Linked DNA regions of Mus musculus: region 2 is linked to region 1. A link is a loop called in an ENCODE intact Hi-C map of the cell type or tissue named here. Cell type or tissue: heart. All regions are shown on one strand. Each heading gives the region's core, and the rest is flanking DNA. Links, peaks and the distances in the headings are about the cores only. Region 1 has its middle 14 kb from the start of Trmo. Region 2 holds the start of Tbc1d2 (TBC1 domain family, member 2).

Region 1 (5,371 bases), core at 58-5,057:
GCTCCTTGTGCATACACTAAAGGTTTCTTGTGTGTACACTAAAGGCTCCTTGTGTATACACTAAAGGTTCCTTGTGCATACACTAAAGGAAGGCTCCTTGTGCATACTCTAAAGATTTCTTGTGTGTACACTAAAGGAAGGCTTCTTGTGCATACACTAAAGGTTCCTTGTGTATACACTAAAGGCTCCTTGTGCATACACTAAAGGCTCCTTGTGCATACTCTAAAGGCTCCTGTGTATACACTAAAGGCTCCTTGTGCATACCCTAAAGGTTTCTTGTGTGTACACTAAAGGCTCCTTGTGCATACATTAAAGGTTCCTTGTGTGTACACTAAAGGCTCCTTGTGCATACACTAAAGGCTCCTTGTGCATACACTAAAGGCTCCTTGTGCACATACTAAAGCCCCACAGTGGAAACAAAGGGCCTGGGAGATGCTTCTGTTTCATTGTATTGCTCTGGCACGGCCTTCTTCACAGAAGCCCACCCTCACCCACTACATAAGGACTTTTAAAATCACATTAATCACTTCTGTAAAACTCCTGCCTTCCACTGTGTCCTGGAGTGTGGAAACTAGATGCACAGCCTCGCTTTTTCTTTCTTTTTTTTTGTAAATACTGAACAACCCCAAAACTTAGTGGTTTAAAACTATAAACATCTTGCCTGGTTGGTGTTGCCTTTGATTCCAGCCCTTGGGAGGCAAAGGACGGTGATCTCTGTGAGTTCAAGACCACTGCTCTCACAGTACATTTGAGGCCAGCTGGAACTACATAGTGAGACCCTGTCTTAAAAACAAGCAAACAGCAGCGAGAACTCAACCTATCAACATCCCGACTCCTCCTTCCTGGTTGTTTTATTTCATTTCATTAGCTAGGCCAGTTCAGAAAGATGGTGTAAGGGGACTTCCCCTACATATTTAGCGACTGGATTGATGTCCATGGAGACTTGCTCTGTCACTACCAAGCAGGCTAATCTGCTCTGAGAGCACCAGCCCCGACGCACAAGCTCCTCCTGCCTCATTTTGTGCACAACTTTCCTAATTTAATGTCACTGATTTTTTTTTCCTTGCTTCCCCTCACTACTTAAAAACGTGTTTGGTTTTTTTTTTTTAACATTTTAAAATTTTATTTGTGATGTATGTGCATAGGAACTTGAGCAGGGCTTCTAATAACCCTGTTCCTCTGAGGCAGGGTCTCTCTCTGGACCCTGAGCTTTTGTTTTTCAAGACAATCAACCAGCAAGTCTGAAATCCCCGTCTCTGCCCCTCGGTGCGGGGGGGTTACAGGCACTTACAGGACGATGCCTGGCTTTTACTGCATCCTGAGATGTGGCTACACTCATACTTAAGCTTCAGGTATTCTTAATCTTTCAATGTACGTGCGCATGGATCTTGGCAAGAACAGGAAGGTAGGAAGGCTCAGCTGCTAGGAGAGTCTCCTACTCTTGCAGAAGACCTAGGTTCAGTTCTCAGGGCCTGCATGGTGATTCACAACTGTGTAGTTCCAGTCCCAGAGGATCTGACGCCCCCTTCTGGCCTCCAAGAGCATTACATACACGGACATTTACAACACTCAGGCAAAACACTCATCACACACAATCAAGTAAATCTTTAAAATAATAATAACAGGGACTTAGGAGAAGGGCGGGAAGAGAAAGCCCAGAAAGAAAATAATCTGGTGTCCCTAGTGTTCCTGGATTGTATCTGCCTTGGCTCTACGAGTCCTTCAGATACATACTCCTCCCATCACCAAGTCTGTGGATAGTTCTACTATAAACCACACACAGGCTCTGCCCTGCCAACATGCTGTTATGGACTTCCTCGTGCCCCTCATCTCAAGCGCGCGCGAGCTCGCGCACACAAGCACACACACCCTCAGCATTGCCTTTCACTCAGTGGACACAGCCAGTCTTGGGTTCCAAAGTTGGCTTTTGTTTCTGACGACTCAACCGACCGAGGTCAGGGCTCCTATCCAGCCGGTGAGCCAGAGCCTGCCCTGGGAACACCTGGAAAGCAACCTCCGCTGTCACGTGATAGGCGAGTGCTCTACAAATGCAAGTACACAGCTGGCCAGTAGGTGGCGACGAGTGAGCAGCTCCTATAAGCAGAGACCTTATTCTGGATGAGATGAAACGCTTTAGCCATTTCTGGACCAAGGAGTGTTGGTGGCTCAGACCTCGGCTGGCAGCACCGGGATGCCTTCTATTTCCCGGAGGCACAAGGCTATGCCCGACGCTCTAGGAGAGCAGGAAACAGCAGTCCACCCCAGGGGCAAGGCTTCAACTCCCGTTACCTGTTCAAGCATGGTAAGGTCCACAGCTCAAGTATAGCGTGGGTTGGTTTTGGCTTCGTTATTCACAGGTGACACGGCAGGAAATGCAATGTCCTTTATCATAAGCACCGTGTTTCAGAGGGCATGGGCATAAAGATACACAGTGATGAATGTAAACACAGAAATCTAACTTATAAGGTTACACTCACCAACACGTCTGACCCACTCCAAGCTGAAGAGAGGACATTTTCCTTAAGTTCCACGTATAAAAATAATGTGCGCTCCTAGTCAGAAAAAAACTCACAGTGGACTGAAGAAAATATAGCAAACGGTGCCTTTCTCAGTGAGTTCTGGAGTCCCCTCTGTAGAGATGCCATTGGGCTAGGGATATGGTTCAGGGGTATGGCACTTGCCTAGCAGGCAGGGGACACTATTATACCCATAGCACCAAGAAAAGAATTTCACCCATATGTGTGTCCATCCTTCCAGAACTTTCTACACATGTATATGCAAGGATTTGTATTACTTCATTTTGTACAAATGGATGGTGAAGTGGCTAGTTTTGTGTGCCAATTTAACACAAGCTAGAGTCAGAGGAGAAGAAGGAGCCTCAGTTGGGGAAAAATGCCTGCATAAGATCTGGCTAGCCAGGCAGTGGTGGTACACACCTTCAATCCCAGCACTTGGGAGGCAAAGGCAGGCGGATCTCTGAGTTCAAGGCCAGCCTGGTCTACAGAATGAGTTCCAGGACAGCCAGGGCTACACTGTGAAACCCTGTCTCGAAAAACCAAAAGAGGAAAAAAAAAAATTCTGGTTATAGGGAGTTTCCTTTCATCAGTGATTGGTGAGTGGTGCCGTCCCACTACTAGGCTGGTGGTCCTGGGTTCTATAAAGCAGGCTGGGCAAGCCATGAGGAGCAAGCCAGTAAGCAGCACCCCTCCATGGTGTCTGCATCAGCTCCTGCCTCCAAGCTCCTGCCCATCTGAGTTCTTGTTCTTACTCCCTTCAATAATGAACACCAATATCAAAGTATAAGCCAAATAAACCCTCTCTCCCCAACTTGCCTTTTAGTCATGGTATGTGATGGAAAATATAAAAATATGATTTACCTTTTACTCTACAAATTTTCTAACAATTACATATAATCCCTTTCAAACCACAATGAGTATCTTAGAAGTATGCGATAACATAAAAACTCCATTCACGGAGCTGGAGAGATGGCTCAGCGGTTAAGAGCACTGACTGCTCTTCCGAAGGTCCTGAGTTCAAATCCCAGCAACCACATGGTGGTTCACAACCATCTGTAAATGAGATCTGGCGCTCTCTTCTAGAGTGTGTGAAGACAGCTACAGTGTACTTACATACATACATACAATAAATAAATAAATCTTTAAAAAGAAAAAAAACTCCATTCACAAGAAACATTTCTAGATCTCGAAGCACCACTTCAGAGAATCACTGTTCAGGATCAATAGCCAGCAGTCTTTCTTTCTGAAAAGGACTTCAACAAGTATTTGCAGCTTTGTGAGCCCATCTGTGCCATGTGCACTTTCTTGGGTTTTGTTTTCTTGGTTGGGTAGTTTTCAATTATATTCTTCCCCTGACGATGTGAAGAGCAGTCTTAGCTTCAGTCAGGAAAAGACCAGGCCTTGGGGGAGAGGGGGCAGTGAGATGGCCCAGTGGGTAAGGGCACTTGTGGCCAGGCTAGAGGACTGGGGCGTCAGGAGCATTGAAGCGGCTCTAGGTGCTGCTCTCCTGCTGGGTCCGGCTCTCTGCTGCACCTCCTCTTCCACTGATGATTGTTCTTCTCTTCCGTTGGGAGAGGGAGAGGGAGGGAGTACAGTCTAAGTGGAAAAATAATACCTACTTATGTTTGCGCCCACAGATCTTGCTGCTCTCAACCTTCTATTCTATATGCAAAGAGTAAGAGATTTCAGAATGCTCAGCCCTAAGTGGAACACCTGAACCACACCTAACCCTCCCAAGGTGCATGGATCATTACTAAGAAGGAATGTGAGAAGTGGAAGCCGGAGATGACGGACCACTATACAAGCGTCTTCTGGACACAGCAGAGCAACTGCACATGTGAACTCACAGTGCTTTGACAGCACGCACTGGACCTGCACAAGCTCAGCAGCCAAATCCTGCATGGAGATGGAAGTTAGACACCAAATTCCCCCACTAGGCCATGGAGCTGTTGGCAGCCCTTAGCTGCTGGGAGAAGAAGAGTTTTGTGTAAGCCTGCAGGCCCTGGTAAGTCAGTCAGCCCCAGGGAAAGGCCACACCCAATATCAGGGGCAGCTCCTGAAGATGCTTTGTTTTAAAAAGGACACAAAGTTAGGGGATAGGCCTGGGAAGAGGTGGAGGAGGGGTGAATATGATGAAAACGTCTCCAAGAATAAAAAGGTTGCTTTGTTTTGTTTTGAAGAGAGAGAGGGGCTGGGAAGAAGGCTCAGTGGTTAAGAGCACTTGTTCTTACAGAGGCTGAGGTTTGATTCCCAGCACCCACACAGCAGCTCACAACCATCTGAGATCCAGTTCTAGGGAATCTAGTGTTCTGACCTCCTCAGTGCCCGGCATGCAGGTGGTGAACACGTGTACACCTGGGTGAAACCCTCCTACACATAATTAAAGCCTCCGAGTACTGAGTTCAGTTCTAGCGCCCGTGCCCAGCAGTTCCCGGGTTCCTGTTTACGTCTGGAAAACCCGCATACAAATGTACACACACCTAAAAGTCATGACAATAAGGATTTCTAAGAGGTGATAAACACACATTTTATAAGAGGATATGAAGCTAATGGTTTGTTTTCCTAGTTCGAACTCTGCCACAGATCTTGTGTTTTGGTGGTGGTTAAGAGTATAAAATTTATTCAAAACAGAAAACTCATTTAGCTGGGCACTGTGCAGCACTTGGGAGGCAGAGGCAGGTGGACCTCTGTGAGACAAGGCCAAACTCATCTACAGAGTGAATTCCAGACAGCCAGAGGTATATCATGAGACTCTGTCTCAAAAAAGTAAAATAAAAATAGTATAAAATATATTCAGTCCGTAAAGTTCATGTGACGCTCTACAGCTTCCATCCCAAATGCTAATTCTAACTCTA
Region 2 (5,371 bases), core at 95-5,094, 270 kb after region 1:
GGGAAACTGTGACTTAATCAAAGGATGGTCTAGATCATATTGCCCTGTAGCCATGTCTGTGAGGCATTTTCTTAGTTACTGATCCATGGAGGAGAGCTCAGCCCACTGTTGGCGGCGCCATACCCAGGCAGGCATGTCTAGGTCAGTGGTTCTCAACCTTCCTCATGCTGCGACTCTTTAACACAGTTTCTTATGCTGTGAGGACCTTTGACCATAAAATTATTTTTATTTTTTTTTTAAAGATTTATTTATTTATTATATGTAAGTTCACTGTAGCTGTCTTCAGACACTCCAGTAGAGGGCATCAGATCTCATTACAGATGGTTGTGAGCCACCATGTGGTTGCTGGGATTTGAACTCCGGACCTTTGGAAGAGCAGTCGGGTGCTCCTACCCACTGAGCCATCTCACCAGCCCTAAAATTATTTTAATAGCTACTTCGTAACTGTAATTTTGCTATTGTTATGAATCGTAATGTAAATGTCTGATAGGCAACCCCCAAAGAGGTTGCAACCAACAGACTGAGAACCACTGTACTCTCGGCTTACACAGAGGAGGCTGAGCAAGCCAGAGAAAGCAAGCCAGTAAGCAGGGTGCCACTATGGGCTCTGCCCCCAGGCTCCTGCTTGAGTTCCTGCCCCCCAGGGAAGGACTATGGTGTGTAAGGAAGCCTTGCCTTCCCCAGATTGCTTTTGGCCATGGTGTTTCTCAAGGAAACAAACTCAACTAGAACTCTCAAGTTCTATGGAGTCCCTTGGCCTGCTACTCAGATATCAATGAGACAGACTAATATCTACCAGTCTTTTCTGTCCGCACTCTGTTCCTCCGACACTTCCATTTCTCTTAGGCGTCACCACAACCCGATAGACCCCAGACAGACACAAGCACCTCGTTTTACTCCTGAACTCATTCGACATGTTCGACGGAGACCGACCCTGTGACGGGCAGGCCAGCACTCGAGAGGCAGCCCTTAGATCTAACCAGAGTTTACTTCAGATGGCACGGGTCTGGATGTTTTCTTCACCGTGAGGCCTCTTCTGTCTGCGCTATTGCAACCAGGCCACCTGCCAATTCCTATACCCTGCATCCACAGGCCTAACATCTCTGTCATCTGCATTTTCTCCAGGGCCACAGCTCCTGCTCAGCCACCATCCCCTCCTGGGCTCTCTGCTTACCAGCTTCTCCTTATCCCAATTTGCTCTCTGCCCAACAGCCAGGCTGAGCTCTCTGAGCACTCTAATCTCATTGTACTCTCTTAGCTTAAGGCTCTCAGACAGCTTCTACAGCCTAGAAACAAAGTCCAAGGCCCTGGCCTCACTCCCCAGTGTCACCCCCTTCACCTCCATCCTTTGGGCACCTATGTATGCCAGGCTCCTGTTGCTTGCCTGTGACTCGTACTTACACTATGTTTCCCACCTGTCTGCCTATGCTCTCTCAGCATCATCGTCTCTCTCCCATCACCACTTGTTTAAAGTGACGATGTCTTTCTGAAAAGCTCCCCTCCTCATTTGGAGGAGCCGATCCCTCTGTCACCACACTGTTACTGTCCAAACTCTTCGCAGAGTCTCCATGAGGCACTTACCCATGCCTGCCAGTTTCCCCATCACACCTCGAGCTGTTTGAGAATGCGGTGCAGAGTTGAGCAAGTCTGACTTGATCCACACCCCAAAGCCTAGCACAGAGCCAGGCATATGTATGGACTAACCAAAAAAATAAAAATAAATAAATAAATCATGTGCTGAGGGACCCTGACCAACAGCACTTGTCTTGTGGAAGGAACACAAGACCTAAGCCCACATGACCTCTAAAATGTCCTTTCTTGTTTAAAAATTGGATTCCAGCCTAGCCAACTGGCCACACTGCCAGGAAAGGAGAACTACACCTCCCGGCATCCTAGTATCTGAACAGCTGCAGGTTGAGGACATAGGGAGACAGAGACCAGGCAGTGGAAAGAAAGACCTTCATCCTTGCACTCCTCTGCCTAGAGAACTAACCTAAGCCCACATCCATCTTCCCAGACAGGTAACAGGACACTTCCCCTTAACATGATAGATAGGTTCTGACCTGTGGCTCCATCACTCCGTGTGTGCATACGTGTTTATTCAAAAGGCATTTACTAAGAACTCACTAGTTCAGGCATGCCTGGATGAACAATCTAGGCCCATCAGTGAACTTACATATTTTCCTTCCTAATCCCTACCCATGTCTGCATTCCCTCCCGTTGGCCAAAACACCAAGATATGAATCAGATCCTGGCCTCAGCGAGTGCAACCACAGTACCCTGACTGCTTCAATACCAGGTTTGATAACAGCACTGGAAGATTCCAAAAAGTGAGCCACAGCATTGTAAATGCCTGGGCTGGGCCATTCCCTTTTGTCTATGAATCAGTTTCTTAATGCATAAAAGGAGTCCCTCACCCTTGCCTGTGGGAAGGCAATAAGGAAATGGTGTGAAAGCTAAGTGGGACAGCTCCAGGCTCTGGGGCACTGACTGGATGGTGATCACCGTCCGGGTTAATTTGCGGTGGCCATGCATTGGCCCTGAAAACTAGCTCGAGCTGTAAAGTGCGGAGTTCCACTTACCTTGAGGGTAATAACCCGGCTGGGAGTCTTGATTTCAAAAGTGCCCTCCTCCTCAGCGTCCGCCTTACAGTCAAAGACCGCACTGGAGAGATCGATGCTGTCCAAGGGGTTTGCATCCTGCGCGGTGCGCGAATAATACAGGTGGCACTTCCTCTCATCGTAGAAGAACCAGCGGCATTTCCAGCCCTTGATGGGTCCTTTGCCGCCAAACTTACTTAAATACCCACAGAGTTTCTTAGGGACCGTGTCTAGAGGCCGGGCGCAGCCCTCCGAATCCCCGGGAGATACCACCTCGGGCTCCCTGGCCAAGCCCGGAGGCTGTGTGGACTCCGAGGAAGAGGGAGTGCGCTCGGGGGCGTCCTCCATCGCTGCTGGCCCGCTGCACAGGCCTGCGGCACTGGAATGCGGGAGGTCCGACGGGCACCTGGGAACCGGCGATACCTGGCTGGGGCGGAGCCGGTCCGGTCCAGCCCCTAGAAGAAGGCGGAGAGCACCCCTGCCGGCGCCGGAGAGAGCGCCTTAGACACTTGACAGCAAACTCAGCGCAGGACGGCAGGCCACGCCCCTGTCACGCGAGGACCGCCCCGGGTCCCGCCCACCAAGCCAACTTCCGGCTTTTCCTCCGCGCTGTCGGCCATGTTGCTTCGTTCGCCCGCGGCGCGTGCGGGCGCCTCTGTTTAAAAACAAGGCTTTTTCTTTCTCCGAGGCGCTTTAAGCGTGGGGAGGGATGCAGGAAGCCAGGCCAAGCTACGTGGCCGTGGGGTTCGCGTGGAGGCGCTGGAGCATGGCGTCCTCTCCAGCCGCCACTCTACGGGTGCCGCGCGAGTCACCGCGGGACGGCGCATCGCGCAGCCATTGGCCGAGCGCTCCGTTTCCGATCCTGAACCTAAAAGTTTGGAAGTTTTCCCAGTCACCTCCCGCGATCGCTCTGGTCGGACACCACCTCCTCCACCACCCCTGCCTCGGCTCGCATTTCACCTTACAGCCCCAGTCGCCTTACCTCGGGCGCCTTGTTGCACTGGCGGGAACGCGGAGCACCGCGAGGACAGAGCAGAGCTTTAAATAGCAGGGCTAGGATCCAACTGATTCCCTCAACCTCCTGCCTCAGTTTACCAAAGCGCCCCGAGGCGTGTTTCGCCACTAGATCGATACACCTTGTTCTGGTTCACCTCTCTTCTGGAGTCTCATCTTTCTTGCCGGTTACTTTGCCCGTCACCTCAACTCCCTTGTGCGATCCGTTTACAGGCAAGGGTTTTTTAGTGGAAGTATGGCAGTAGCGACCCTCTCTGAGTACCTGTATATTTTTAAGATTCTCTATCGTTGAGCGACTTTGCTAAGGTTTTCTCACATAAGGATGGGCAGGGCTCACACCTACCCTTCCCTCCACAACAAGAGAATTTATGGTGAAACTAAGGAGCCCTCCTAGACTTGGAGAGGCCACTGGGCGTTGGATTTTGTAGATGGGGAAGGTTACAAATCAGTATTGTCTACTAAATACCAGGCGCTCGCGCGGGGGCGGGGGGGTCTTTTTTATTGGAAACAGATTATTTTCTCATCCCAAATCAACATTGGCCATCGTACCTCTGTTGATAATTTTGCATTTTTAAGAAATCCTTCAGTACTTCCTTGATCCACACCTGTCTATCCTCAGAACTGTTTTTGATAGTATGCCCGAAGCTCCAAATACAGAAGGTAGAAAAGGGTGAGTCTTCATTAAATGTTGGCTGCAACTGAAAGTCAATAAACGACTTAAAAGCTGTAAGCCACCAAGAGGACAATAGGGTGTTTAGCAGAATTCACACCACTGAAAACTGGAAAATGCTACAATTAAATTATTGTTTAAGACAGGATCTCATACAGCACAGGCTGGGCTCAAGCTTGCTGTGTAGCCAAATATGACTTTGAATTTTGAACAGTCCTGCCATTGGCAGCAGAGCCAGACACAGCAGCTGTGAGTTCTCGCAAACCTTTAGGGACCACAACCCACATGAAACTGAATCCTCACCTGTATTGCAGAGACGAGCTTGCGGATGAACCAGTAAGAAGCAGATCGGAGTGTTTTAAAAAGGTGCCCAGGAGACCCTAGAGTATGAGTGTGGACTTCTCACAGTCTTACTTTAGGGACTTAGCTCTAGCCATATGTACTATTTTGGTGGCTTCAAGTGACATCTCAAAGGATTACTAAGAAATTTTATTTTGGACCTCCTTTCCAATAGTGAGAGACTGGCTCTGGAGGTACCTTGGCTGGAATTACAATATGATAAGATAAAGCCAGGATCAATTAGAGTTACACAAGACACTTAGAACATCTCTTACCCCAGAGGGGCTTTCTAGTAAGATTCCTAAAAAATTACAGGTTTACCAATAGGAAGAGAGAAAGGCCTGAAGCAGTTGTTCCTCATCTTGATATTCTCAGCAAGCAAGAGACTTCAACCAGACTCAGGAGTGAAAGGCTGCTTCCTGTAGCTGAATAATTTTCCCAGTTTTTTACCTTGCTACCCTCTTGAGCCCACTTCCGAACTGTTGAGATTATAGGAATGCACCTCCGTGCCTGGCTGCAATGGGCTTTCATACTGCTTTCAGACTTTACAAGAGTCAGTAGAAAGGAAATAAGTTCCAAGAATTCTGTGATAAGGCTGACTCTCGTAGAGAACATCCAATCTCTTATGTTCCAGGTCAGAAAGAGATTTTTTTGGTTTCCATAAAGAATCTGCAAATACCTTGACCACAATGACATAATGTGTGAAAATAATACAGACAAGTTAGTCTTGGGCTGTGTAGATGGCTGG

What was found. A loop is a pair of places that touch in the nucleus more often than their neighbours do. Peaks named below come from ENCODE experiments on the same cell type or tissue, not always from the same donor. Only the 100,000 strongest peaks of a DNase experiment are listed, where the experiment ranks them.
Region 2: it touches region 1 in a loop (2.6-fold over the local background); 4 of 42 quality-filtered maps call a loop at or near these places.

What each region holds. Positions count from the first base shown.
Region 1 is chr4:46,373,137-46,378,507 of GRCm38, forward strand. It overlaps a transcript of Trmo not described here. Among named protein-coding and RNA genes, the nearest start is that of Trmo, 14 kb to the right of the region's middle. In heart, for the core only: CTCF peaks have their summits at 1,522 (motif pointing left) and 2,070 (motif pointing right); a DNase peak (open chromatin) is centred at 2,045; H3K4me3 peaks cover 715 bases; H3K27ac peaks cover 428 bases.
Region 2 is chr4:46,647,087-46,652,457 of GRCm38, forward strand. Tbc1d2 (TBC1 domain family, member 2) reads right to left here and starts at 3,113. Exons shown (of 13, transcript NM_198664.3): 1 at 2,583-3,113. The coding sequence starts at 2,948. In heart, for the core only: a CTCF peak has its summit at 3,090; DNase peaks (open chromatin) are centred at 3,075 and 3,455; H3K4me3 peaks cover 1,944 bases; H3K27ac peaks cover 1,019 bases; H3K27me3 peaks cover 3,416 bases.